2 separate regions of the Homo sapiens genome follow, and region 2 is linked to region 1. Evidence: chromatin loops called from intact Hi-C (ENCODE). Cell type or tissue: HCT116. All regions are shown on one strand. Links, peaks and the distances in the headings refer to the core of each region. The heading gives the core; the rest is flanking DNA.

The links. Peaks named below come from ENCODE experiments on the same cell type or tissue, not always from the same donor. Only the 100,000 strongest peaks of a DNase experiment are listed, where the experiment ranks them.
Region 2: a loop joins it to region 1, with 2.5 times the contacts of the local background. A loop is called at or near these places in 2 of 110 quality-filtered maps.

What each region holds. Positions count from the first base shown.
Region 1 is chr10:114,433,172-114,444,928 of GRCh38, reverse strand. It overlaps ABLIM1 (actin binding LIM protein 1), which reads left to right. Exons shown (of 23, transcript NM_002313.7): 17 at 795-900; 18 at 3,143-3,207; 19 at 3,852-3,912; 20 at 4,840-4,847; 21 at 5,679-5,753; 22 at 7,005-7,085; 23 at 8,556-11,757. The coding sequence ends at 8,669. Among named protein-coding and RNA genes, the nearest start is that of AFAP1L2, 35 kb to the right of the region's middle. In HCT116, for the core only: CTCF peaks have their summits at 6,845 and 7,044 (motif pointing right); a DNase peak (open chromatin) is centred at 7,069.
Region 2 is chr10:114,315,146-114,327,837 of GRCh38, reverse strand. AFAP1L2 (actin filament associated protein 1 like 2) reads left to right here. Exons shown (of 19, transcript NM_001001936.3): 5 at 4,577-4,667; 6 at 12,073-12,278. It overlaps LOC105378494 (a long non-coding RNA gene), which reads right to left and starts at 6,832. Exons shown (of 3, transcript XR_946334.3): 1 at 6,788-6,832; 2 at 4,738-4,891; 3 at 947-1,232. RefSeq lists enhancers at 6,505-7,206, 6,617-7,816. In HCT116, for the core only: no CTCF peak of the experiment used is centred there; a DNase peak (open chromatin) is centred at 6,957; H3K4me3 peaks cover 652 bases; H3K27me3 peaks cover 6,607 bases.

The DNA of each region.
Region 1 (11,757 bases), core at 3,758-11,757:
TGCTGAAGGAATGACTGTGGGATTGAACATTTCTCCAAGTCTTTTCCCAGGATGTGGGCCAGGAGAAAAGGAATGAAAGGAATGGCCACCATGAAGGGGTCCTCTTCATACCCTCCTTCCTGTAGCAAGGGCCTGCAGCAGCCCAGAAGGACAGTCTGTTATCAGTCAAGAGGCTGCTGAATCCTTTCAAATGATGTTTTCTAAGCATATAGGAAATGCACGTGATATTAGTCAAAGGATACAAAGTTGCATTTATAGTATGATCTCAGTTTTATATGTGTGTATACAAAAATACTAGATAGATATAAATCAAAAGATAGTGTTATTTCTGAGTGACATATTATGGGTTACTCTTCTTTTCTTCTAGATTTTCCAAAATCTGTAAAATTAGCATGTATTACCTTTATTTCTTGTTTTTAAACAAATCAAGGCAATTTCTTTTTAAAGGATACCAGCCCCAGTCTTCCCTTCCCACATCAAAAATCCACACACACTCACACATGCCTTCTGAGGTCTCCTGGCTCTTTAGGGAAAGCAGAGGAAGGAAAACGTTCTTCTAACACAGAGCCTGACTTAGGGAAATGGAGCTTTGAAACTGAAAGGGCTAAGAGGGTTTAGGGTCCCAAACTTGACCTACCTCTTCAGGAACTACCAGGCTCTGGGGCCACATGCATTCAGGCCCTCCAGCAAGAGAAACTTCTTGTGGGATCTGCTACAAAGAAACTGCAGCTCCATGAAAGTAATTGCAAGCTTTGCTTTCTTTTTTTTTTTTTTTTCCTTTTTTCTGTGAATAGCTTAACTCAGGCCTGGGACAGTTGATCTTGAAAGAAGAGATGGAGAAAGAGAGCCGGGAAAGGTCATCTCTGTTAGCCAGTCGCTACGATTCTCCCATCAACTCAGGTAAGCAGCAAACCCCCAACCTTCCCTGATTCGAGAGCCAGCCACCTGCTTGTAAGGCACCTGCCTTGACTGTTCACTTGTGGTGGAACCTACAGAGTATTCCACGGGAAAGGAAGTGTGGGAAACCCACTCCATGTCAAATGAGCTCATAAGCATGTCATGGGTCTTCCATAAATGTGTGTTTCCTTTCTTCTGGAAATGGGTGAACCCTTGGAGGTTCTCAAAATCCATGAAGGCCAATCCCCATATACTAGGTTTGTCTTCTAGAACACTCATCTCCAAGGGAAGCAGCAAAAGGAAATCCTCTAAAAAACATGATGCTTTTCTTCTTCTTCTTTTTTTTTTTTTTTTTTTTTAGATAACATGAATAAGACATTTTCTAAGCATTATGATTTTACATTAATATCTTCAATAGAGGCCGGGTGCGGTGGCTCATGCCTGTAATCCCAGCACTTTGGGAGGCCAAGGCAGGCGGATCACCTGAGGTCAGGAGTTTGAGACCAGCCTGGTCAACGTGGCGAAACCCCATCTATACTAAAAATACAGACATTAGCCAGGCGTGGTGGTGGGCTCCTGTAATCCCAGCTACTCGGGAGGCTGAGGCAGGAGAATCACTTGAACCTGGGAGGTGGAGGTTGCAGTGAGCTGAGATCACACCATTGCACTCCAGCCTGGGCGACAAGAGTGAAACTCCATCTCAAAAAAAAAAAGAAAAAAAATCTTCAATACAAGAACTGAGGATGAACAGTGTTTTTGATACTTTTGAAGAAGATGACTTATACACTGGGCTGAAATAGCCTATCAGTGTATTTTCCCCTGTATCTATTTGTCATAAGCCAATTCTCTCTTAAACCACAAGATTTCTTCTCTCATATTCTGAGCTAGAGCATAATTTTCTCCTCTAAGAGTTCCTTTAAAAATGCATTTAGTGGGGAGACCAAGGCGGGCAGATCACAAGGTCAGGAGATCGAGACCATCCTGGCTAACACAGTGAAACCCCGTCTCTACTAAAAAATACAAAAATCAGCCAGGTGTGGTGGCGGGCTCCTGCAGTCCCGGCTACTCGGGAGGCTGAGGCAGGAGAATGGCGTGAACCCAGAAAGCTGAGCTTACATTGAGCCAAGATTGCGCCACTGCACTCCAGCCTGGGTGAGAGTGAGACTCTGTCTCAAAAAAAAAAAATGCATTTAATGTTCACTCCATGCAAGCATTTTTGCTAAACATTTTATTTAATGTTCACAACATGCCAGTGAAGTAGATGTGGTTGTTATTAGCAACTGCAGCATTTTCATCTCTATTTTAGAAATCAGGAGGCTGGTATAGAAATTGAGTTAACATACCCAGCGTGATACGCCAATAACTAGCAAGACTAGGATTTAGAAGTCCACATATTATAACCCCGGAGCCCACACCCTTACCTGGAATTCCCGCTACCCTTCATAGATGCCTCACTGGCATTGATCTTGGATTCGGTGGTTTACAAATCTTTAGAGTTCCTTGGAATTCTGAGATTCTGCTCTATAAGAATGTATAACATTGTACCTGCATAGATGAAGAAATGAGGACTTCAGAAAGATTAAACACCATGTCCGGAGATACAGAGGTATTAAGTTGCAGAACCAGAATTCAAGCCCAGGGCTGCTCCCTCTCAAGCCCAGCAGCTTATCAGGCTTCCATATCATTGACAGATACCCTGTATCAGGCCTCCCAGGAGGCCAGCTGTAGATGGCTGGTAGATCTTGATAACATACAGGGTTGGCTTCCAGTTCAGTTACTGCTGCCTTATCAACTGGGGCATGGGCTAATGTATTCAGATATCCCTGATTTACATCCTTGCTCAGCTGTTTAGAAGCTTAGTAACTGTTGGCAGGATATTTTTCTTAGCCCCTATTTCTCCTTCTGTAATATGGAACTAATAATCATAGTGTTATTAGGGTTATATTGAAGATTCAAAGAAATAAAGCATGCTGAACACTTAGCTCCATGCCAGAGCTATAGGAAGCACAGCCAGCTTCAGCCCCCACTCAACCGCGTGGACTTGACTTTCCCTTCCCTCCTCAGTCATATCACTGTCCACCCACTCCTTGCAAATATGATGGCATATTTTTGAACATTTGAGCCCAATATGATTTGAATTTTTTTGGTATTTCTATCCTGTGAGGTAGAAGATACTGCCAATTTCATTAAAGGATTGGACCTTCTGATTTCCTAACAATTGGTTTTTTACTTTTTTCTTACTCAGCTTCACATATTCCATCATCTAAAACTGCATCTCTCCCTGGCTATGGAAGAAATGGGCTTCACCGGGTAAGATTTCTCCCCGATTCATTGTTTCTGCCTTTACTCCCACCTCGGCCCTGGTTGAAGTATTGACACATTGCCTGAATACGTCTGACTCTTGATCTCAGTGTTGGAACATAATGAAAATTTTAACCTCCCTGGTTGCCTAGTAAATTAATTTGAGTTACAGGCAAAATAAAATGTTTCTATTGAGAGAAGAAGAAATTAACTTTAGATAAAAGAATGGCTTGTGTATGATTATGGGAAAACTAAATTGCAAAACTGTATGGCAAATATTTTTTACAATGAAACAAAAAGTAATTACTTGAACCATTATCTTTGCTGTAAAAAGATATAAGAATGTGTGTTATAACCATCCTCCTCACAAAAGATGGAACAAATACAATTATGTAACTATGTAGGACAATGCATTTTTATTTATCAGCAAGAGATCCCTGCTTACCAAGAGCCTGCTGAGTGGTGGCATTAGTACACTAAAAAAGACAAAGAGATGGCATAGCAGTAGAAGAATCATAGGGAAAAAAAAAATGAAGGTCTGACATTTAGCTTGGGAAGAATTCCTAGGATTTTGTAAACTCTTTCTTCCTTTTCACCTGACTCCAAAACGATCACTATGGAGATTTCCTAATAATTGTTTTTCCTCATTTCAGCCTGTTTCTACCGACTTCGCTCAGTATAACAGCTATGGGGATGTCAGCGGGGGAGTGCGAGGTGAGGCTCCCATGGCCAGGCTGAGCATGGCCACGTCTTCCCTCGAGGCTGAGGTTCATGAGAGTCAAGTATACTGGCTGTGTTCATGCTGTATTGTATCCTTAGAGTAGGATCACATCTGTCTTCTGTGAGCTAATAGGGCAATTATTTACAAAATTTCAAAGAATATCTAATGAAATCAAACTGTAAGAAGTGAGTTTGTGAGAATTTATTCATTGCTCATACTATGTGCTGAGCACTCTATCAGATACCTAGAGGCCAGGCATGGTGGCTCATGCCTGCAATCCCAACACTTTGGGAGGCTGAGGCGGAAGGATTACTTGAAGCCAGGAGTTCTAGACTAGGTTGGGCAACAAAGTGGGCCTGTCTCTACCAACAACAACAAAAACAACAACAACAAATTATAATAATTAGCTGGTGGCACATGCCTGTAGTCCCAGCTACTTGGGAGGCTGAGGCAGGAGAATTGCTTAAGCCCAGGAGTTCAAGGCTGCAGTGAGCTATGTTCATGCCACTGCACTCCAGCCTGGGTGACGGAGCAAGACTGTCTCTTAAAAAAAAAAAAAGTAACTGGAGGTACAACAATAAGTGAGACATGGCCCCTGCCCTCAAAATGCATATGGCAGAAAGAAGGTCTGTGTGATGAACATTGGGATCAGAGATGCAGAGAAGGAAGCAGTAAGTACCTTTAGGTTGTCAGCGAAAGCTTCCAGGGGAAAATGTTTTAACTGTTAACTAACACTGGACCAGGCATTTCTTGGCTTCAGGGAGGCTGATGGGATAACATGTGCAGAGTCTGGGAGCAGAAAAAGAACATGGTTTATAGGGCGAATATGTTGGGAATTTCAATATAATATAGTCTGTGAATGGTTCCTTGCTTTTCCATGGTCTTTCCCTTATGATATTTTCTTTTCCTTTCCTTTTCAGATTACCAGGTATGGAACACTTTGTCTTTCTTGAATTGGCCACACCGATAGAACAGCCATGTTCCAACCCAGACTGCTGGCTCCAAGGCAACAGTTTCTGTTGAGAAGATGCTTGTTGTGGTTGATCTCTCTAGTCATTACTCTATAGCCGTGAAGAGCAGACATGCCTGGTGCCTGGGTCAAGCTGTCCCTGCAGGCCTTGGGGACACTGCATGAACCAGGCCAGGTGTAGGGGGTCTCTCTTGCTTTGGCCTTGGAGAGTCCTCTCTGGGGTGGAAGTGGACCAGCATCAAGGGTCTGCTCATATACAGTTTTTCTTCTTTTAATTATAATCTCTCAGTACTTTAGGCCACCCTTTTCCTGCGCGTTCTCAAATGAAAAGACACTGATGTCTTAGCCAATAGGAGAGAGCAGTTTGCCCTCATGACATTCCTTTCTCACTAGAACCTCAATCTTGTTAAAAAAAGAAAGAAAGAAATGTGATGGAGAATAAGAAAAGAAGAAAAATGCATAGAAAATCATGATTAAAGATAAGAAACTAACAATAATAGACTTGGGCATCTTTTAAATGTACTATATGCTTTCATTCATGGAGCCTAATTCAGGAATTTGTCCATAACCATCAAGCCAAGATCTCTCCCCAACTTGATTGCAAAAGAGCTGTATTCCTGTTCCTATACAGCAAGGATCTCATTTTGAAAAATACATGGTCATTTAGATGACACAAATAAAATAGTGGTTAGGATTGGAGACCCAACAGGGAATTGGGAGCCCAAGAGTACTCCCTTCAGTTTCCTAGACTATTTCATGCCTCACCTGGAACTGGCATTTCTGTTGCAGACACTCCCAGATGGCCACATGCCTGCAATGAGAATGGACCGAGGAGTGTCTATGCCCAACATGTTGGAACCAAAGGCAAGTGCAGCTGTTCTTTTTCCTCTCATATGGGAATGGCGTAACCCTAAACAGATTTGATGTTCTATCTTTTCATCATTCTCAAAGTGTTGTAGGCTGGTGTGTTCAGGTGAGCCATGTCATGAATATGCACCTTGCCATTCTGCTGTTTTGCCCACATCAGGTCAGCAGGTTAAACCCTTACTGGGCATGATGCTGTGTGTTTACAGTGAGGTGCCAGTCCCTCTCTGCCTATGACCAAGGTATTCCCTTGGCCTCTGCCATGTGCATTACAGAGCATATCCGGTGCTGAGTGGAGTGGCTGCAGACTCACCATGTAGGTGAGGCAACCCTGTTTCACCATTGAAAGCCCTGCATTTCAAGAACCTCAGTCCTGGGTACACTGGGGTGACTGGCCACCCTAGCTCCAGAGCACCCTGTACCTTCAGAGTTGTCCAAGGGCTCATGCTCCCTGGTGACCATAACCAGGGCTTATTTCAATATGGCAGTTGCCAGAGCACTGCTTCTGGGCCTGCCTGGCCCCATAGATTCATGAGCTAGTCATGGGACAAGATTGTTAACCCCAGCACAAATGCACCCTGCCCTATAACAGCATCCTATAAAAGGTAACACATTGGCTGGGCACAGTGGCTTACGCCTGTAATCCAAGCACTTTGGAAGGCCAAGGCGGGTAGATGGCTTGAGTTCAGGAATTTAAGACCAGCCTGAGCAACATGGCAAAATCCCATCTCTACTAAAACTTAAAAAAAATTGCTTGGCATGACGACATGTGCCTATAGTCCCAGCTACTCGGGAGGGTAAGATAGGAGGGTCACCTGGGCCTGATAGGTTGAGGCTACAGTGAGCTGTGATCACACCACTGCATCCAGCCTGGGCAACAGAGCAAGCCCTGTCTACAAACAAAAAAAGAAAAACAAAAACAAAAAACACGTGCCTGTAATTTCCATTATCTTCTAATGTTTACCTTCATCCCAATACATAGTAAGTTAGTGTTCTGCCACTCAACAAAGCCCCCCTAAGGCTCAGTGCTACCTGAGACACTGGTGGAAAGTTGAGAATGTCTAAGATTCTGTCCCTGTCCCCTGGAAACTGGAGCTTCCACTGGCCTTGCAGAAGGAAGACCCATCACTCGAATTCTGTCATGACAGTCTCTTGGAAGCTCTATCTTGGGAGTACTAGCGTTTAGGTGGATTCTGCTTGTTAATAAAATGGACTGTGGTGTTCTAGAAGAGGTGTTTTCTTTCTTCTCAGATATTTCCATATGAAATGCTCATGGTGACCAACAGAGGGCGAAACAAAATCCTCAGAGAGGTGGACAGAACCAGGCTGGAGGTAAAACAAAACCGAAAAATCCAGTCCCAACTGCAGATCCCTATGCACTCCCCCAACTCTCCCCTAAGCAATGTTTTATTTCTTCAGTGAAAACAAAAAAAAATTATAAAGATCACCCTCATGTCATAGGTAGAACTAAGAAATAACTTTGGAGAAAAAAAATATCCAGGTTTTCACTTAGATCAGCATAAAAATGCCTGGTAATATCCAGAAGAATGACCCAGGAGGTGGGCATGGTGGCTCACGCCCATAATCCCAACACTTTAGGAGGCCGAGGTAGGCAGATCACTTGAGGTCAGGAGTTCAAGACCAGCCTGGCCAACACGGTGAAACCCTGTCTCTACTAAAAATACAAAAATTCACGGGGCATGGTGGCAGGTGCCTGTAGTCCCAGCTACTTGGGAGGCTGAGGCAGGAGAATCGCTTGAATCCAGGAGGTGGAGGTTGCAATGAGCCAAGATCACACCACTGTACTCCAGCTTGGGCAACAGAGCCTGACTCCGTCTAAAAAAAAAAAAAAAAGAAAGAAAGAAAAAGAAAAAAAGAATGACCCAGGAGACACAGAATGATTTCAGTCATTTTCTTTGAAACTTGATGTTGCCATAATTATGGCTGGTAATTCAGAATGGGAGTCGCTATTTCTCTTGAGATAGTCTCAGATCCTTATCTTCCCCTGAGCTGGGGTTGAGTTCATGGGAGGCTGTGGGAGCGGCAAAGGCTCTCAGGAGAGACATTTATACTGATTTATACTGGACAAGTTTCTTTCTTGGCTGTTTCCACATTCCTTGTTGAAGGGTTATCTGGGTACATGTACCCAAGATCTCCTTAGACATGGAAGACTAATTTTTGTATTATAGTTTTCCATCCCAATGATTTTAATTAAGAAAAACCCTGGCTGCCAGTCTCCGAAAGAATGCTTACTTTTTCCTGACAAAAGGCAGTACCTTGGCGTAGAGGTACAGAGAATAAAGGCTGCAGGATCTTGGGGGAACTTTTCTAGGGGGGAATGACTGATGGGAAGTCTTCTCAGTAGAACAGACATCCACCTTACCCCCTATTCCTCAGCCAGGAGGAAGCCCTGGGGCTCCCCAGGGACCACGCTGGAGGTCATTTTCTTTGGCTTTCTATTGCGATAGTCCATTTTCCCTGCATCTTCTCAACGTTCCAAGGACCTGGGATGGAGTTGTCTCCAATGTAATAAATCACCTCTCTGTGTCCCATCACCAGTCAGTGTTATTATTATAATCCCCATTAATACTCTGCCAGCTCTTTTATCTGATGGGAAGGGCTCCTCACCTGGCCCAACCAGGTAAGGGATACTGATGTCACAAGCATTAAAGATGGGCTCCTCTCCCGTCCTCCTGCCTTGTTCTTCAGAATGACTCTGTATAAACTATAGAGCAACGCTCAAGGCCATTTGTGTGGCCATCAGGACTGACAGCAGCTCTTTTTTTTTTTTCTTCTTCCCAGCGCCACTTAGCCCCTGAAGTGTTTCGGGAAATCTTTGGAATGTCCATACAGGAGTTTGACAGGTTACCTCTTTGGAGACGCAACGACATGAAGAAAAAAGCAAAACTCTTCTAAGTCCCACTCGTGAATGGCAATTAGAGAAAGGACTGACAGTGGCGGTGCCCCATAGGATGTCATATTGAGGCCCAAACTTGATTGGAGAATTTGCAAACTACCGTCGCTCAGCAACACCAAAAAGAGAAAGTCTGGTTAAAACACCATGAGTCAAATGTCGGGCCAGCCAACAGTAACACTTGCCAAGAAGCATGGCGTAGAAATTTCTATGTTCCGAAACACAGAGTAGTGTCCACATGTGAGCTTTTCACATTACCTTATGTATACAACAGGAGCTGCGTTGTTTTCTTCTTTTTCTTTTCCTTTATCTGTTGTCCAACAACAGTGCTGACTGTCCGGATAAGAGCTGGCAAGTGCCCTTAGGATGCCGCATGGGAAAAATCGGTTATCATAATTTCAAAGTATAAATATATTTATTAAGTAGCGCTGCGGCTAAGAAGGAAGAGTGAGGGGTCTGTCCATGGGGTGGCAGTGATTTCACACCCGCCTTTCTTGAATGGCTTCGTGTTACTCAGCCGTGCCCTGGCAGGAATGGAACTCCATCAGGGAACAGGGCAGCTCTGTTTGAATGGGGTGAAAAACAGCAAAATTAATTCTTAGCAAGCTCCTTGTTCTCTACTGTTCACCGGGACCTGGCTGGCAAATGACTTAGCTATTAGTATATTTAAAAACTGTTCAAAAGCAAAAGAGAAGGAACAGGAATGAAAGGAAACCTTCCCTTAACTCTTTCTGCTTCCCATAGCAGGTCTGGTTCCTGCTCCCCGCCTAGGACAGGAGCTGTCTGGAGCTCCACCTTTGCAAAGAAAGGAAAAACACAAATTGCCCCCAGATTGGCCCAGTGGCATGCCATTAGGTGATTTTGCATAGGGGCCATATCATTCATGGCCAAAAAAAACCAAAAAGCAAAAAACAAAAACAAGTCCCATGTCCTACTGACTCTAGTTCTTCCAGTCGTTATCCTCTGCTGTCTCTCTGGCATCCTATGAATCAGATCAAGCCCATGCTGTTGTTGGTTTTTAAGGTTTCTTTCAATAATAGGCTAAGGAAAGACATGTTTTTCTCTTTTAAATCTCTGCAACTCCAAAGTAGACTCCTTCGAACGTATTTAATTTGGCCTTTTCAGCTTTCTTCTTGCCCAGCTCTGTCGAATTCATGGGTGTGTGTGCACATGTTGGTTTCACTCACCCAGAGTAATTTTGTGAGCATGCATGTGCTTTTTAATTTCTGCTTGAATGTTTGTCCTGCTGTGTTGCAGCTTCTAAAGACATTGTCACCGAGTGTGTGTGACTCAAAGATCAAGAGTGAGGCTAAACTGCGACCCCAACATCACTTCCTTCATGGAAAGGTGTTGGCGCTGATGTAGCTCATGGAAGGATCAGACTGGGAACCACAGAGGAAGGATGAGGTGGGATGTGGAGGTCAGAGCATCTCACGAGAGTCCCTCAGGCTCTGCAACACTAGATTCGAATATGAGCCTAGGGTTTCCCCAACACGTGCGTGCATATGAAACCACATCATGATTCCCGACGTGAGTTAGATGAGGGAGAGTTTGTGTAACTCCACACCCAGGAGGGTAAGCCACTTTATTATCATGCTTTGGGGCTGTGCTTAAGAATTTAAGCTCTGTTTTAAAGCCGAAGAAGAAAACATTTGAATTTACCTTCATATGCCACTAAGAACAAAAGCTCTGAAGTTCTTCCTGCTGGCACCAAATATTAGGATTACAAGCTGTCTCTCTGACACCAGTGGTAAAAAAGCAAGTAGAATAGTTTCTGAGTCTGTGTTGCAGCCTCTGACACGTGGCTCACCGCTGTCATTTGGGGGATGGAATGAACAGTCACTGTTCTATAGCATCCTCCTGTGCTCTTACCTAAGGAATCTAAATTGTCCTAGCCTTCCATTGCTATGCACTGAATGAGGACTACTCTCGTGTGTGTGTGTGTGTGTGTGTGTGTGTGTGTGTGTGTGTGTGTGTGTGTTGGATCTACTAACATGTTTAGCAAATGGCTCTGACAGGGTGGCCATGAGCAGATGAGACCAGCTCTTGCTTGGTTGGAAGCCACACTGCAGTTTGCAGTTTAGCCTTTGGTGTCTCAGTGGCTTCTTGCTTATTCCATGCTTTTTCTATCCCATCCTCTCTCTGTGCCCTCCTGCAATGGCAGCCTTGGCACAATGCCTGGGTGTCCTCATCCTTGCTTTACTCTGGAAAGTGTGGGGATGGAGAGGATGGTGCATTTCCAGTGCTTCCTTACCTGTCAATAACAATGGTGGCCACCTGGGTCCCAGCACTTGGCTGGTGGAGAGATTTTTTTCATTATGGAGCTAATAAAGGGTCCCTACGTTTTACATTGATTAATGAATTATCACCCAGACATGTGCAGATGAAATGTCAATATAAGAAAAATCAAGGTATTTGGGAAACATGGGCATAATCAGGTAGTTTTGCTAAAATTCCTCTTCCTTGGTCTACATAAAGAAGACATGGGTCTGTCATAGAATGGGGACATTAGACTGAAAACTGGGACAACCCCCTTCCTTATTTTATAGAGACTAGGAGTTAAGGGGCCTGCCTAAGATTGCAGTGATAAAGAACTGAACCCTAAATCAGCTCCCACTAATGAAACCCTGCTTTCCTTGTATCTTTTAAACTCAGTTCTGCATCCAACTTGAGAAGAAAAAAAGCTTCTTTCCATATCAAGTACCATATGAGTTCATTTAAACTGCACCTTGCAGAAATGCATTGCCAGAAAGCACCAGTAGCCTCCTATCTGCAAGCAGAGTAGTGCTCTGCTCTGGGGAGGGGTCATTGGAAACCATAATGCAGAGTGGGCCCCCTACTCCATTTCCCAGCAAAAGGCTCCAGCTGGAGGGATGGGTTGTGGGGCAACCTGGTTCCTGCTAACTGCCAGATTGAATGTGTGGGCTAGAATGCCTGCACATTTAGTTAAACTGGGCTCAGCATGCTTGTCCTCAAAATGTCCATCCTGGTCACAGCACACAAGATGGCTATTGGTCTGCTTTTACCCTACCCTGTACTATACATGAAAATTCCAGTTATTAACACACTCAAACTGGTGGAGCTTGTTCA
Region 2 (12,692 bases), core at 2,379-10,378, 120 kb after region 1:
CGGGTCCTCTGAGCCACCCCTCATCAGCTCTTGTGTCTAGTCTAAGCCAGGTGTTGGCAAACTGTAGCTCACTGGCCAAATCTGATCTGTAACATCCTTTAGTAAATAGTGTTTTATTAGAACACAGCCAGCCTTATTTAGTTGTATTAGTCTGTGGACTTCTGAGCTACAGCAAGCAATAGAGTTGAATAGCTGAGATAAGACAGAGGTCCCGAGTGGCCACAAGTCCCTAAAATATTTACTTTTTGGCCCTTTCCTGAAAAGATTTGCGGCCCTCTGGACCTCTGGTCTGGTCAATCCTGCCAAGCCTGACTCGCTCACGCAGTCCCTTCCTCCAAACAGTCAAAGTTTTTCAGGTTTTGATGTTAAATCTCTTCTGGATCTTCATTTAATATTCACAGTCTTCCTGTAATCCCAGCACTTTGAGAGGCTGAGGCAGGCAGATCACCTGAGGTCAGGAGTTTGAGACCAGCCTGGCCAACATGGCGAAAACCACGTCTCTATTAAAAATACAAAAATTAGCCAAGCGTGGTGGTACGCAGCTACTCGGGAGGCTGAGGCAGGAGAATCACTTGAACCTGGGAGCTGAAAGTTGCAGTGAACTGAGATCACACCACTATACTCCAGCCTGGGCAACACAGTGAGACTCTGCCTAAAAAAAAAATATATATATATATATATATATATATAAATATATATAAAATTCACGGTCTTCACCATCATAATGATAATAATCAAAATAATAGTCCTTTCTCCTTAACCCTGTGAGATGAGGATCTGTCTCCTTGAAGCTCTGATAATAGGTCACTGTGTCTGTTTAATCATGTGACTCATCATTTAACCCAGCATTCTTGAGAGCTGGGACTCCACCCTATGGTCTCCTCTGTACCCACCCCCAGAGTACACTAGTTTATCCTCCACCAAACACATATACGCAAAACTTTTCTCCCTTTCTTATTTTTACATTTTATTTTTTAGATTAGTAAAAACTAATATGTATTGAATATTGAATAGTGATAGGCACACTTCAATCCTTACAGCAACCCCATGTGACAGATATTTCTATTCTCCCCTTCTTATGCCAAGTCCAGAGAGGTCAAGTGAATTGGTCGGAGTCACATAGCAAGGATGTCCCAGTGTCAGAATTCAAGCCTGGTTCTGGAGATCGGACTCCACTCCTGCCCTGCACTGTCTCTGCATAGTGAGCCATTTTCAGATTTTGCAGTGTCAACCTACAGGCAAAAAACGGAGACAAAATAAATATAAGTAGAGAGTTTATTCTGACCAAAATTTCAGGGCTGCAGCCCAAGAGCACAGATTCAAGTTACCCTGAATCCATGTTCCTATTGGCAGCAGTTACAAGTGGGTTTTCAAAGGAAAAAGAAGAGGCAGTTTTTAAGTTGTTTACCAATATTTTATATTAAAATACTGTAAGCTATCGATCAGCTAAACATTGTTCTTTGTATCATAAATTACAGGAACCTGAAGACAATGGATGAGGCAGCTAGTGAGGAGTAAAATGCCTTTAAACAGTTGCCCCCAGGAATGGGGAGGGGAGAAAACGGTGCCTGAAGCCCCATACTCCTGGGCTTGATACATTTTGCACACCTCGCGTAGCTCAAACTTCTCTGAGCTATTTTTCTTCTCAACAGAAGCTTAGGAGACACTCACAAAACACTGCCTGGCTCCACCCTAGACAGGACAGGAGGCCCCCAGGGACAGACCCTGTGGTGATGATGACCCATGGGGAGCTCCTGCAGAAGGGTTCACTCCTCCCTTTGTCCTGTTCGACTCTAGAGAATCCTGACCTTGGGCCAGATCTCGGGTGCCCAGAGCTTTTCTCCAGATGGGACCCACCTGACGGGAACGGAGTTTCTTGGAGGCTGGAGCTGGAGGCCCAGCCAGATCAGGCTGATGAGCCCTGGGACCCACTGGGGAGACCTTACTGCCACAGAGGCGAGAGGACCCTTTCCCTGTGGACCCTAGGGAGCCTGTTGTTAGTGGACCACAGGCAAGTCTGTCACTGTCTCAGCCTTTTCTCAGGCTGCTGGCTGACCAGGGGGACCAGGAAAGGCTGAGAGAGCAAAGATCTTGTACCAGGCTGGGGCTGGCAAAGAGGGAGGACCATACACTAGAAGTTACCAATGGCACGCTCATTGTCTGCTAGGGCCTGGCTGCCAGGCAGGAGCCTGGGCAGAGGTGTGCAACCTGGCTCCCTTCAGCAGTGCGTCTGTCAGCCCAGTACAGTGTCGGGTTTGCTTATGAAGTGACCAAATTCTTTGATTCCTTTCTTTGTAGGGGGTGCCACATGCCAGAGGAGGGCTGAAGGCTGTTCTGAGCCTGCCCTGTGCCTCATATCAGCTCTGTTGGTACAGGACCAGATCTGGTGCTGGACCCAGGCTGTGGCCTGGCCTCAGCCAACCCTCTGCGATGCCCCGACAGGGTCGATCCTCTTCGTCTCAGCTTTCAGGACAACACATTAACTGCCTGTCACATTAACTGCCCTCACTGCGCAACCTGCAGACCCTGGGACTGTGGAGGGGCCCCAGACAGTGATAACAATGGCCTCCTTGTATTTAATATGGGCCAGGCCCTGTGGAAACACTATCACGTTTTGTCTCATTGAATTTTCAAAACAACCCTAGTATTATTATTTTATAAAGAAGGAAAGCAAGGCTCAGAGAGGCTGTCACATACCCAAGGTTAAATCTATGAGGTCCTGAAGCCCGGATTGAAATCAAGTTACATGAACTCCAGGGTCTATATAAACAGACTGTAGAGTCCAAACCACACAGGACTGGGCTCTGGGGACCCTGGTATCCTCACCCTGGGGAAGCTGGAAGGGATACTCTTGCAGCCCAGGCTGAGGACTGTCCCACAGGGGCTAAGCACAGGCTGCCTGTCCTCCCACTGTCTCCTGGGCCAGGAGTAGGGGAGCTACCTCCATCCTGGGTCCCCCAAATCCATTTTTCATGGCAGGAGTTTCTGGATTCCTAGCATTACCCTCTCCCCCAAAGCACAGGGGTCCACCTGAGCTCAGGGCACTGCAGCGTCCTTCCATTGGCTGCTGCTTCCATCATCTCCCCCTACAACCTCCCCCACCTCACAGCCTGCCTGTGCTTTCACGTGGAGCCTCCTTGAAGGCCCAGGCCTTCCCTCTCACGCGGAGGGCGCAGCACAAGGACTTCTCAAAATCAAGAGTGGGAGGGAATACATTTCGAGCTCTGCCACTTCTGTTGTGAACTCATTATGCATATTCCCATGGAGTTTCATGATTCAGAAAGACACCACGGGCATGGTGGCTTGCGCCTGTAATCCCAACAATTTGGGAGGCCAAGGCGGGCAGTCAGTTGAGGTCAGGAGTTTGAGACCAGCCTGGCCAACATGATGAAACCCCATCTCTGCTAAAAATACAAAAATTAGCCGGGGGGGGGGGGGGGGTGGTGCACCCCTGTAATCCCAACTACTCGGGAAACTGTAGCAAGAGAATTGCTTGAACCTGGGAGGAAGAGGTTGCAGTGAGCCGAGATTGCACCATTGCACTCCAGCCTGGGTGACAGAATGAGACTCTGTCAGAAAAACAAAACAAAAGACACTGGAGACCCATGTTCAAGGGTGCTTACACATTCACGACCTGTCTGTCATAATAGTAATGCAACAAATTACCTCTTTTTCTCCCCCATGGTTGTTTATAAAGGTAGCTTATTGAAGCATAGCTTCATAGTCTAGTGCCTACTATGCAGGTGGAATAAGGGAGGAACACAATGATTTCACGTTCTGTGCTTCTGACACAGTTGCAGGTGTTTTTTATTCTCAAATTGCACACGTTCAACCTCATCCCACATAAGCTCAGGGTCATCTTTGAGGCTCGGCGCAAAGATCACATACCCTGGGCATCCTTCCTTTGTCCTAAATATTCCTCACACCCTCCTGTGGTTCTCACAGAACTTTGACCTTGTCCATTATAGCACTACTATATCACAATGCACTTGACCAGGAGCTGTTAAAAATCTACCAGCTACTCAAGCTTTTCTTAGGACTGACTCCTGAAATTTCGATGTGTCCCTCTCAGCTAGTACATGGAAGTCATCCAATATTTGCTGAATGAGTGATTGAACTATATTATGGTAAAAGTGTAGGATTTAGAAACCTGGTCCTCTTTCTCCCTGTGCTATTGATTAGCACTTGTCTTTTTAGAAAATATATTCTATTTAAAAGCCACAATAGCTATCCCAACAGCCGGGCACTCTCTGGACTGCTAAGTGCATGATATATCATGTACATAATGATATTTTGTGTGTGTGGTAGGGGGCTTGAGCCTCATTTTGCAGGGGAGAAAGCTGAGTCTTGGCAAGGTTAAACAACGTGCCCACAGCCCTTCCGTGGCTACAGACCAAACACTATGGACTGTGACTGATGGGATTCATGATACTGCATGTTCTCCCTCCCAACTTGCTTAAAGTTTAAAGTCCAGCTGGGCATTTTTGTCTTCTAGACTTCCACCCGAAGAGTTATTTCCAAGTTGCTCCCAGTGTACCATATCTGCAAACGTTTGTCTTATTTGTTCATACCACAGATTCCAGAACGGAAACAGCTTGCCATCCCAAAGACGGAGTCTCCAGAGGGCTACTATGAAGAGGCTGAGCCATATGACACATCCCTCAATGGTACATCCCAGCGGCTGGGGCTTGGGAGGGTGACTTACTGCTTCCTGCACAGATGTTGGTGCAGACTTACCTGGGGGTAACAGATACACTCATCCTGGGCTGGGTGACAGAGGGTAGTCTGGGCTGCTGTGACAGGAAAGCATGGTCCAAATTGAGAACTGGCCACAGAGCATTCAGCCTTTAGTGTGAATGGGGAGCCAAGACCCACAGCAGACCTAGCTGTCCTGCAAGGAGGAATGAGGGATGGTACACAACAAATAGATTGACTGCATCTGATGTTTTCTGTGGTTCCTGCCTGCAAGTTGTGAGATTTCAGCACAAAGGTGACAGAAGAGAGGAGTGTTGGCCAACAGGCCCAAGGCCCTGGTCAGCAATGGAAGTGGCGGTCAGGCTGAGTCTGAGCTCAGTTTCCATGTTCTTTCACTGGACTCATAGTTATGGTGCTCCCGCTGTGTCAGGGACAGGAGCCCAGTCATCCCAGCACTGACATTCCGTGAGAGAAAACAGACAACAAATAAACAGCATGTGTCGGTGGTGATAAGTGAGAGGATGGAAAACAGAACAGGAGCTGGGCTTCTGCAGGACAGGGGAGTTACTTTAGATAGGGAAGGCTTCTCTGATAGCATGACTTAAACAGATTCCTGAATGAAGTGGAGAGTGAGTCAGGCAGATACATTCAGGAAGAACTTTCCAGACAGAGAACATGGTATCTGCAAAAGCGTCAAGGCAGGAGAGCTCTGGGTGTGTCTGAGGAACAACAAGGAGGCCAGCATGGCAGGAGCAGGGGAGAATGAAAGGAGGTGGGGACGCAGATGGGGCTGCCAGCCACAGGAATGACTTTGGCCTAGTTCTGAATGAGGAAAGACTGCAAACCTCCAGAGGGTTACTTAGGGACTGACCTAACTTAGTGTATTACTCTGTGCTCATGCTGCTAATAAAGACACGCCCGAGACTAGGTAACTGATAAAGGAAAGAGGTTTAATGGACTCACAGTTCCACATGGTTGGAGAGGCCTCACAATCATGGTGGAAGACGAAGAGCAAAGACGTCTTACATGGCAGTAGCAAGAGAGAGCGTGTACAGGGAAACTCCCCTTTATAAAACCGTCAGATCTCGTGAGACTTATTCACTATCACGAGAACAGCATGGGAAAGACTCACCCCCATGATTCAATTACCTCCCACCAGGTCCCTCCCATGACACGTGAGAATTATGGGAGCTACAATTCAAGACGAGATTTGGGTGGAGACACAGCCAAACTATATCACTTAGGTATTGAAAAGATCGCCCTGGACACTGTGTGAGCGGCTCTGTAGGCAGGGCTCATGCTAACACCCTCTGTCCTTGGCTGATGGCTCTCAGCCTGAGGAAGTTGGATCAAAAGTGCTCTTGGTGTGGGGATTTGATCACACAGGAAGGCTTTGAGATTCAGAAAGAAGTGGTTGTGACCCTCGTCTCTGTGGCAGCTGGACTGTGGTCCTCCCCTTCTGTCCTCCTTCTCTTTCCTTCCTTTGTAGGTGAAAGGGCTTTCAAAGCATAAATCAATCAGCAGATATAAAAGGCTAGGGCCCCTGGGGCTGGGAATGAACTAGGCTGAGGAAGGTGTTGTTGGTTCCATAAAGAGCAGGACCAGGAATGAGATGGAACCAACCTAAGTGCCATCAACCAATGAGGGGGATAAAGAAAATGTGGTACATACACACCACAGAATACTACTCAGCCAGAAAAAGGTATAAAATAATGTTTTTTGCAGAAACTTGGATGGAGCTAGAGGCCATTATTCTAAGTGAAGTAACTCAGGATGAAAAACCAAATATCTTATGTTCTCACTTATAAGTGGGAGCTAAGCAATGAAGACCCAAAGGCATGAGTGATATAATGGACTTTGGGGACTAGCGGGGGAAGATTGGGAGTGGGGGTGAGGGATAAAAGACTACATATTCGGTACAGTGTACACCACTCGAATGACAGTGCACTATCTCAGAAATCATCATTAAAGAATGCATCCACCTGAACCCCAAAAACTATTGAAATAAAAATAAAAAGAACAGGACCAGGGATGAGATGGGACCGGTGACTGGGAGCGGGATGGGATTCCCCTGCCCTTCCTTCACACTTACCTGCCACCTCCTGCTGGGAACTCTGTGGGAAGTGAGCGCCTGTTTAGGCTGAGTCTATTCTAAGACGCTGGCTTTGTGGGCAGCCAGCACTTAGCATTGACCCACTGAGCATGCGAGGTGGTGCCAGCTCACCAGTCGGGCTGTGATTTCAGACCAAAGGCGAGGGTGCGGTGCTGCTGTCTGGATGCGCGTTGAAGGTGGAAACAGTGACTCACCGCAGTGAGCACTTCCCTGCTCCCAGGTGTGGCCGGGCCAGCAGGGGCCTGCCTGCCAGACGCACCAGGGGGCCGGTTTGTGGGTCAGACACTCCATCTCGACACAAACAAGTGGTCAGAAAGGCCAGCGCTTCTTGGTTTTGTCTCTCAACTGTGAGTTCATATTGGTCGTAGCCGGGACTAGGGGTCATCCCAAGGACAGCTTGAACTCACTGTGTGGAGTGGGTCAGGAAAGCTCCAAGATGGAGGAAAACCAGCTGCGAGGTGGGAGGGAACATAGCCCTGCCTGTCCTGCCAAGGAGAGGCCTGGGGATGACTTGGGGAGAAGCAGTCATGGTCAGCACAGAGGGAGGCCTTCACCTGCCTTACAAGCTGGCCTGACCTCAGGTCCTGCCTGGTCAAACAGTGTGACATGCAGGTTGTGACTGGAGGAATAGGCGTGGGGCCCCAGCCCCTTGCTATAGTTGGCGGCCATAGCGATTTGCTGACTTCTTGCAAAAGGCCAGTTGCTTGGATTCTTGACCTGCTCTATCAGCCCTATCCCCACACCGCTCCCCTGGGTCATGTCCCTCTCTCTGAGCACATGTGTAATAAGTGCCCTGCTGGCCTGTGCTAGGGATATCGGGGTCTGCCCTGCTTGCCAGAGATACCAGGTTCTTCACTGATGGTGTCTCACCCTGGGGTACTGCTAGCAGCTGTAACAAATAACCCAGCAGCTCCTGTTTATAGTAACACAATGCAAACCTGTTTCTCACTCGGGTATTTCAGTGTGGGGCATTACTCATCCTCATGTAGATTAGGTGCCCGGGCTCCTTCCATGTTTGTCTCGGCCACCCTCGAGGGACGCAAAATCCTCTGCAAAGAGAGAGCAGAGAACCCCTATCTGCTTCTTAACAGCACCAGCCGGAAGTCACGCACATCACTTCTGCCCACAGTCCCTTGGTGACAAGTAGTCACATGGTCATCTCTGGATGTGAAGGGGTCTGGATCTAGGAAATGATGTCCTTGGCTTAGCAGTGGCCTCACCCAACAGCCTACACCTCTGATGGGCAAGCACTAACCTCTGGTGGACTGGCAGCCGAGTTGCCACATCTGGGTCTCTCTCTTTGTGTCTCTGCACTTGGGCGTGCTCCTCTCTTCATTCTGTCTCTCTTCTCTTCCCTCTGTCTGTGCTCCTGGATGTTATGCAGGTCACTCTGGCGGATTTCTCCCCACTGGAGTCCCCAGATGGGTGCAGGTGCCCGAAGGAGTCATTTATGCCACGATCACCTTGGGTACTGCTTACTCCCCGAGCTGGAATGCCAGTGATTCTTGCCTGCTGCCTGTCTCTCAAAGATGTGTGCATGTCCCGAGGGTGGCCACTGTCTTCTTCCTGTCCTCGTGCATGAGTCTTGCACTTGCATGCCACGTGCGATCTTCCAGAGGAGCAACCTACTTGGCTTTCCACAGCCCCCACCCCCCACCCATGTGGTATCAAAACACATGGCTAAAAGACCCACAGTGTGCATGGCTGTTCTGCCCTCAGTTCCACAGGACACAGTGAGGTAGAGTCTACCTAGGGATGGCAGATGGGGATGGCATTATCTCAGCATCCTGCCTCTCATTCCTGTTCACCCTGCCCCTCCTAGAAGCCAAGTATCTGTTTTAAGAATATCATACTGTTTTTGTTTTGTTTTGTTTTTGGGACAGAGTCTGGCTCTGTCACCCAGGCTGAAGTGCAGTGGCATGATCTTGGCTCACTGCAACCTTCACCTCCCAGGTTCAAGGGATTCTCCTGTCTCCGCCTCCCAAGTAGCTGGGATTACAGGCACGCATCACCATGACCGGCTAATTTTTGTATCTTTAGTAGAAACGGGGTTTTGTCATATTGGCCAGACTGGTTTGAAACTCCTGGCCTCAAGTGATCTGCCCTCCTCAGCCTTCCAAAGTACTGGAATTACAGGCATGAGCCACCATGCCTGGCCAAGAATATGCAATGTTTGTGGTGTGCTGTGATCCCTTTTAGGGGTAAAAACAATTATTAATATATTTGCTCTAAATTTCCTCCAAGATACTCCAGGAGTATGATTTGTTGTTCTTTTTTTTTTCTTTTTTTTAGACAGAGTCTCACCCTGCCGCCAGGCTGGAGTGCAGTGGCGCGATCTCAGCTCACCGCAATCTCCACTTCCTGGTTCAAATGATTCTCCTGCCTCAGCCTCCTGAGTAGCTGGGATTATAGGCGTCCATCACCATGCCCGGCTAATTTTTTTTTGTATTTTTAGAAAAGACAGGGTTTCACCATGTTGGCCAGGCTGGTCTCAAACTCCTGACCTCAAGTGATCCACCCGCCTTGGCCTCCCAAATTGCTGGGATTACAGGTGTGAGCCACCATGCCCAGCCTCTTTTTTTTCTCAATGTTTTTTCTTTCATACCTAGTCCTGTTGATGATTTGCCGTTCTTAGTTTCCTAATACCCCCATGGAGGAGGATGGGCAGATGTTAGAATTCTTCATGAAACATGTGGGGCAACCCCAGAAGCACAGAACAGTGGAGACTTACCCAAATTCTTCACAGTAAACTCTGTAGCCTCCTCCATTAATTTTTGTTACTGAAGGAAGTATCCCAATGACAGTATATCATTTTTTAAATGTCGCTTATTATACAGATAATGCAATACTGGCAATAAGGAAAAACATTTTTAAATCACCCTGATCCTACTACCCATCAAATCAACTATTTTGAGCTTTTTCTATGTTGCTTGCAGTGCTGATCTGTTTGCATGTATAGTTCTAACTGTGCTTTCTCCCTTATCATACCTTAGGGAGTTTATCCAGCTGCACACTAGTTTTCAGAGTTTTAAATGATTACAGTTGCATGGACATGACTAAGTGGGTAAAATCATGCTTTACTTACCCAGTCCCCTTCTGCTGACTGCTAAACAGCATTTGAATGAATATCCTAATGCATGTAACATTCTTTCCCACTCCCGCCCTTTTTTTTGAGACTGTCTCACTCTGTTGCGCAGGCTGGAGTGCCAGTGGCACGATCTCAGTTCATTGTAACCTTCGCCTCCTGGGCTCAAGCCATCCTCCCACCTCAGCCTCCCAAGTAGCTGGGACTACAGGTGCATACCACCATGCCCAGCTAATTTTTGTATTTTTTTTAGAGATGGGGTTCTGCCATGCTGCCCAGGCTGGTCTTGAACTCCTGAGCTCAAGTGATCCACCTGCCTTGGCCTCCCAGAATGCCAGAATTACAGGTGTGAGCCACCACGCCTGGCCCCTTCTCTTTTTAAAAAACTAGTTTCCTAGGATAAAATACCAGGACTGGGATTATTGGATCAAAGAGTATGGGTGTTTTTTATGGCTCTTGAAACAGGCTGCCAGACTGCTTTCTGAGAAGCCTGTGTTAATTTACGTTGTCACCTATAACGTAAGAGTTCAGGGTTCCATCCTGGGTAATACTGCTATTTTCAGTCTTATTTAATAGGTATAAATTATACACTTTTATATTAAGCCATTAAGAGAAGTAGTGTCACATGGCTTTTAAAGAAAATTGATACTAAAATGTTTAAAATGTTGTTTTTAGAAATATTAAAACACATTTTCACTGGCACTGTTGCTAGAATAACTATTGCAGAGGCCTCATCCCATTTTTCTATATTCTGTTTCAAATGTGCTTCTTAGTAAAATCAAACGTGCTTCTTAGTAAAATCGACAACATTTTATCTAGCTATACAGATAGGAGAAAGGGCTTCTGGATTCTTCTGCCAAGACTTACGGGTCTATGGGCTGGTCCTCTTCTGAAGGGTGTCATGGGAATGAAGGCAGAGTGTCATTCAGCCTGACTCAAGGGGACAGAACAAGGACTGCCATGCGGAAGTCAGGGAAATAGATGCTGAGTCCATTTCCTAACTGACAGGGCTGCCGGGAATGGGAGTATCCAGGGATCAGGAGATAGTGAGCCCTCCGTGGGAAATTTGGGCAGAGCATCAAGGTTATGATAGACAGGATTCCTGTGCCAGGGGTTGGACTGAAATCCTGAGGTTCCCTTTCCTCCATGTCCTGCTTTTCAGGGATAGATGGATGGATGAATAGAGAGAGAGATAGATCAATCAATCGATGGACAGATGAACTGATTGATTTTTCTTCACATGGTTTTTGTTTTGTCCTTGAATAGAGCAGTAGGACTTGGGAACAGAATAGCTCTTGCAGGGTGGTGGGGGCAGAAACTAGAAACTGAGGCAGTTGGGGTATGCGTAGAATCGTGCATGATTTGTGCTCTGATGAGTTTTAGGATTCTTTCAAAACAAAAGAGGAAGGGTTTAAGTTAGACACTAGTAAAAGGAGCTACATTTGTGCCAGGAGGTATTAGGCAGGGAGGGAGAGCAAGCAGTGTCTGTGGAGGGTATGAGTGGAGGTTTGAAGAAGGGCTATGACTGGGAGAGGGTATTTGGGAGTAAGAAGGTGGCCCCTTTCCCCAGAAAGTGTTTCCTGCTGTGGTTTATTTGGACTTTTATTTCTGAGGAGCCACAGCCCCTTCCCCAGATCTAGGACTGAGCCAGGCCCAGCCAGGCCAGCGGCCATCAGAGGCCTGCCTCACATACAGCTCAGGTGGAGCACGGATGGCGTTCTCTTCCTCCTGAGCCCTTGGAATGCCAGAGGCCAGGCCTGGGAGAACCTGGCAACATCCCACCCCACGCCTTTCATCTTTCATTTGAGGAATTAGAGGCCCCGAGTAGGAGAACTGGCCTTGTCAAGAGCAAACAGTTGGTCTGTGGGGCAGTGTCTTCTCAGGGTTTCTGTGGAGTTGGGAGTGACAGGATTTGAGGAAGAAAAGGGAGAGACTTTGGTTTTCAGTTATTTGTGTTTTGTGGCCACAGGCAGCATCCAAGAAGCCTTGCTGAGGGGTTTGGGGGCAGGAAAGCCAGCCCTGGGATCTGGCTGCTGGCTGTGGGGCTGCTTTGAGGGCAGGGAGAGTCGGGGGCTGTGGTCTGGCTGCTGCTGCTCCTGCCTGCTGCCCTCCCCAGCGATGCTGCTTCAGGACTGTCCCCTGCCCCATGGGGCCCTGACCGAGCTGGTCTTCCTTGCAGAGGACGGAGAGGCTGTGAGCAGCTCCTACGAGTCCTACGATGAAGAGGACGGCAGCAAGGGCAAGTCGGCCCCTTACCAGTGGCCCTCGCCGGAGGCCGGCATCGAGCTGATGCGTGACGCCCGCATCTGCGCCTTCCTGTGGCGCAAGAAGTGGCTGGGACAGTGGGCCAAGCAGCTCTGTGTCATCAAGGACAACAGGCTTCTGGTCAGTCTGCCTTACGTCGTCTTGTCCCCCGACTCCTCTCCTTGGGGAAGGGGCAGGGACAGGGAAGGAGGGACAGGATGGTCCCTGACCTCAGAGGTTTCGAGCTTGTTTATGTCAGGAGATTTTAACTTCTCCCTAATCTGAAATTGTATACAGGATTTTGTGTGTATGGATGAATGTACTTTTTCTGAACCAGAAAGGTCTAGTAGTTTCATCAAGTTCTCAAAGGGGGTTGTGACTACCACCGCCTCCCCCATCCCCATCCCATCCTCCTCTTTGTGAGACAGATACATCTTTCTGTCCCCTGGTCCTTTTTCACATCCTGTCCGCTGGAGTCCAGTCAGGCTCCTCCAGCCCAGCCCCAATTCTGGCTACTGTTTTTTGTTGTTGTTTTGTTTTGTTTGTTTGTTGTTG